Regions from separate parts of the Homo sapiens genome. Here region 2 is linked to region 1. A link is a loop called in an ENCODE intact Hi-C map of the cell type or tissue named here. Cell type or tissue: psoas muscle. All regions are shown on one strand.

Evidence for each region. Peaks named below come from ENCODE experiments on the same cell type or tissue, not always from the same donor. Only the 100,000 strongest peaks of a DNase experiment are listed, where the experiment ranks them.
Region 2: it touches region 1 in a loop (2.7-fold over the local background); 2 of 110 quality-filtered maps call a loop at or near these places.

The regions. Positions count from the first base shown.
Region 1 is chr10:129,030,207-129,032,706 of GRCh38, reverse strand. No RefSeq gene overlaps it. Among named protein-coding and RNA genes, the nearest start is that of LINC02667, 120 kb to the right of the region's middle. In psoas muscle, a CTCF peak has its summit at 985 (motif pointing left); a DNase peak (open chromatin) is centred at 976; H3K4me3 peaks cover 516 bases; H3K27ac peaks cover 292 bases; H3K27me3 peaks cover 2,331 bases.
Region 2 is chr10:129,543,570-129,546,069 of GRCh38, reverse strand. All of the region lies in intron 2 of MGMT (O-6-methylguanine-DNA methyltransferase), which reads right to left. Among named protein-coding and RNA genes, the nearest start is that of MGMT, 78 kb to the right of the region's middle. In psoas muscle, no CTCF peak of the experiment used is centred here; no DNase peak of the experiment used is centred here; H3K27ac peaks cover 1,453 bases.

The DNA of each region.
Region 1 (2,500 bases):
ATCACCGTTTGCACTGCAAACGCGTCCAATGCATGGTGGAAGGAGAAGCAGAGTCAGGAATTCTGTAGCGTGGAATGAGGGTAGCATTGACTTCGCAATCACGCCCTGCACTTCTATAGAACTGGATCAAGCAAAGTCTTCGTGGCGTGTGGACCCCAAGCTGAGTGAGATCATAGGAGCCCTCCTCTGTGTAGACACCAGAATATTTTCAAACTTACTATATCATTGTAGTTATCATGGAAATGGGTTTTAAATTACCGCCTTTTAACGGTGAACCCAGCTAACAGGAAACTTAGAAATCCAGCTGCCTAAGTCAACTGCTAAATTTTTAAAAAGTGAAATACAATATGTAATACGGTTCCCCCCGCACCCCAGCATCTTAAACATCCCTCTCCTTTAAAAATCTCCGGAGTGCTAGGCTATACTAGTTATTACCAATTGAATTTTCAATAGCCAACTTTCCAAGCCCTAACTTTGACAAATTTTATTTCACATTTGTCAAAGGAAATAAAGCTGACAGCATTACAGGGACTGTGTACTAAAAGTAGTATCTCAATTCCAGCAGTCTGTCCAACCTTTTCTTCCCTAGGGGAGCATTAAATCTGGACCCAATTCACAGCTTTGTTTGAACACTATATTTTGCCTTTTCTTTGCACCTTTGATATTTATTTCAGTGTTAAATCTATTCTTCCCTTCATCTATTACCCTGTTTTATTTCTGTTTTTGAGAACCTATATTTTTGCTAATAAATATTCACTGCACCATTTCATCCTGTACTTAATATGCCCAGTGCATGTTTTCTGTGCTAACTTCGCAACAGATTGAGTGGACATTCCACCGTTGCAGCATAGTCATAAAATTCAGGAACTTATAAAACCTACCTTTCCTCTTCCACCATCGCTTTGCTACAGTATATTTTCCGCCCTCTCCTCCCCGCTACTGGCTGTGGCCGCCCTGAGCAGAGCCACAGCTCCCCCCCGTGGCCTCCTGGGGGGATGGCTTCCCGGCCACACCGGAGACTCCCACCTCAGCCTCCTTCCTGAGTTTCCCATTCTGTCCTGGCTACTGCATTTCCGTCTGACCACATTTCAAACCCGGTTTGCAGGCCCCACTTCAAGTGCTGGGAGGTAGGTACAAAAGAAAGCAGCTGGGAAAAAATAATGTCTTCCAAACATAAGCCGACATATGTGTTGGCACTCATGTAGACAATTGGTGATATAGGGCTTGCACTCCCTTTTTTTCTGTCACCCTGCATCTCACACGCACACACAATACCTGTGTTTCTTGAGGGTAGAGATACGGGAGCCGGCACGGAGCTCAGTGCCGTGCAAACCCAGATTCGTAGGTGTGCTCTAGGGTCACCTTTAGGTTGCTTCAGGAAAATCCCCATGCAAGGTTCTTGCCAGATTTGGGGAAATGCTTAGTTTAATGGAAACACTGTTCACTTGGAGTAAGGTAGAATTATAGCCAACTTAAAACAAAAAAAAGCTTAACATATGACAGCGACTCAGCTGGAACCCTGGAACACAGACTGCACGCATCTCTGATCTTCCGCATCACATTAAGTAACAAAGACCAGAGGACTTCAGATATGTACTAGATAGACTGTGTTTGATCACAGTAAAATGCTTCGCCCCATTCCGGACTATGGATTGCCTCATTGATTTTTCTTCTCCCCTCCTTCCTGAAAGAAGGGACTCTTTTAAGTATGTCTGATTCTTTTAATTAGATCATTACTGCTACTGTAATGTTTACTCCAGTATAATCTCTTATGAATAGCATGGGGCTTTTTAACAGTAGATGTTACGCTGCCCCTGGTATCATTTGGGAAAATACACGCAAATAGTTAAGTCTGAATAATAAATATGGCTGCTTTCATACACGCTCGCGTGCGCACACACATGCACATACACAAATTCTTTGAAATCACTTTTGAAAAATACCAGCGTTTCTTGCGACTTAGGAAATGAGCTGCAGTCAGAGCGGGCACATCCGCCGTATTATGCATGTAAATGCATGCCGTCCATGGAGAAACTGGGTGTCGAGTGTCTGTCTGCGTTCGCAAACACAAGAAAGTTTCCACTGCAGTCATCTGAAAGATTTGAAAAGAACGACTTGAATCTGACCCCGATCTAGCTAGCAGGATCACCTAGAATTCTGTTTCTCTTGCCAAGGGTCTTACTTTCTTTTCCTTCCTTTTTTCTTTTCTTCCTTTTCCTGCTACCATGAGTCTATCTATCCATTCTCCCTTCTTGTGTTTTTCATTATGCGTTCTTAACCTCAGTTTGATGATCTGGACCATCTACGGGTTTGGCCGTGGTCAACTGGCTGCCCAGCGACGTAGCTGGGGCGCTTTGTGGATGTGCAGAGAGCACATCGGGAACTGTTCCCGCAGGCTGGGTCTCCCTGCATGTAAGTGCAACTTAAGGCTGTGGACCTGTGCGTGGGAGCAGCTGCACATATAAAAAAAAATCGTGGTCACTGATTTCAAAAGAATAAC
Region 2 (2,500 bases), 510 kb before region 1:
TTTATCGCAAAAAGACCCACTTCCGTCACTTGTACAGCAACTGGAAATAAAAATTCTGGATGAATTTGCCACAAGACAATGCTTCAGTTCAATTCAAAAATTAAACTCATTTAACCTTTAACTCAATTTAAATTCTGAACTGATCAGCACGCAAGAGCTACCCTGTACATTAATATCAAGGAGCTGATCTAATTACTGATAAAATTTTACATTTAACAAACCAAGTATATTGTGAGAGTTTAGAGCTTAAATGACATGAACACTTTTAAAACAAAACTGAAAACTATTCATTAGTTGCAGCCAGTTTAAATATCAGAAAATCTTACAGATATAGGAAGAATAAAAAAGCATTCCAGAAATCAAATTCCAGAGTATGAGAGGTGTGTGTTGGTGGTCGTAGAGGCCAGACGGTTGTGCTTTTGCAAAAGCAGAGGGAGGCTGGCCCGAGATGCAATGGCATCCTGAGGATGGCATCCACAGACGTGGCCCTGGGTAACTGCCACCACCATTTTTGTTTCATCTCAGCTTTTTCTCCTCTAAAACAGCACATCACCGTCCAAGGAGCTCTAATACCAGCACGTATGCGAGCTCATGTCGTAACTTTACAATGACTCATGTGTACAGTAGGCGAGTGATATCACGAGGACAAATCCAGTGCTGAGCCTGAACTTCCAAATCCAACATTACCTGGAGGACACTCTATTTTTAAGACACTGGCACTCAGGCCCCCAGGACAATACTGACTTGAGTTCCCACTGACCAAATCCCAATCAGGATGGTCTCAGAGGCTCCCTCAACTGCAGGCAAGAGTCACAGAGGATTTCACAGGAGAACAGAAGTCACTCCCAGAGTGGCAGTCTCTACTGCAAGTTCAGCTAAGTAGAGGGAATACCCACTTCTTCCCTGAAGTCTTCCCCAGGACTTGTAACCCACCATCCCTCACCCCATCTCCATTTCTCTTATTGGTAAACGCACATTGATGCCAACAACTTCACAGAGGGGTCCCAAGGACGAAGTGCAGTGACGGAAGGACACCTCCTCCCACCAGGCCAGACAGACGAAGCAGGGGCTATTCCACAGGTGCCAGTCCCTCCGAGTCCTCACTTCCTTGACATCTGCCTGACCCCTGGCCACGCCGCCTCTTCTGGGAGAAACAGAGACTCCAGGAGGAAACAGAAATGGGCTCTGAGATGTTTCTGTGGGATACTGTCAGAAATCCCACACTTGGCGTTTCTCACAGGGGTTCATTGAACCTTATTTCCCATACAATGTGGACAAGCCTGTTCACCAGCTTTTCAAGACCACAACTAATTAGAAGCACCAAACTGCAATGAGGCGAGGGGACCGAGAGGCAGGCAATGCAAGCCCAGCGCAGACACAGGGCCTGGGGCCGGGGGCAGGGGTCCACAGGGCCAGACTCTCTGCAACAGAGGCTGATCAGCAGGAGGGGCGTGGCCCACCCACGCAACAGGGTAGTGAGGGCCAGGACCCAACTCCACAGGGCACCAGGGCCATCGAGAAAGGACACTGTCATCTTACCCAATCCCATCAGGGATGGCTGTTGCAAGATTATGAATCCTAGACAGGATACTGTGCACGGGGCTACACCCAAACCCCCACAAGCCTCTAAGCTGGGCCCAAGGCCATGCTGGGGCTTCCTGAGGGTGAAAGCCGCAGTCTGAAGACAACCTGGAAATACCAGGGATTTGAGCCAAGAAGTGACCTTCCTGAAACCTGAACAGACGCCGATGCTGGCTGTGGCGGCAACGTGCCTATCCGGTGGCTGCCACTTCCGGGATCTTTCCTCCCCTGGCCTGCACAGCATACAATGTAATTCTAGATGAGAACTGGATTGTGCCAAGGTTCCATGTTTCCTCCTCATGAAAACAGGGAAAGGATCTCTGTGGCCACATAAAGGAGAGAGGGGCATGATCTCCCCAGAAAAGCTGCCCTCCCTTCACAAACAGAGCCGAACAGAGGTGAAGCCCAATGACTCTTAAATGGAAACTTATTGTTAAGAGCAGGGGATTTAAGGGGTTTTATTTTAACATACCAGAGAGGCAGAAACATCCACCTCTCTCTGCCTGAAGTTAACCCATTTACCTGTTACTCTAAAGTGCTCTTTTACTCCAAATGTTGGAAACTTAAAAAATCTTTTGCTCTGACACTTTGGATCATATTCTGAACTCACCTATTTGTAGCTGTCATTCAACCATTCTTTTCTTCCTTCCAAGAAGTTCCTGGCAGACTTAAAATTAAATGAAATGAACAAGTTTGCTTCTGACTCACAGACACAGGCACACACGTTTGCCATCTCTGTCTCCTTGTAACACAGTTACAAAATTGACAGAAATAAAACTTTTGCATTGCTTTTTTTTTTCTTAGATGAGTCCAGCACATAAGGACCCTAAATCTCAGTGACACTTGTTTAAATACTATCCACCTGGCTGCCACCACTGTCTACTCTGCCCCCAGGTCAGCAAAGAACCAGCTGCAGGGA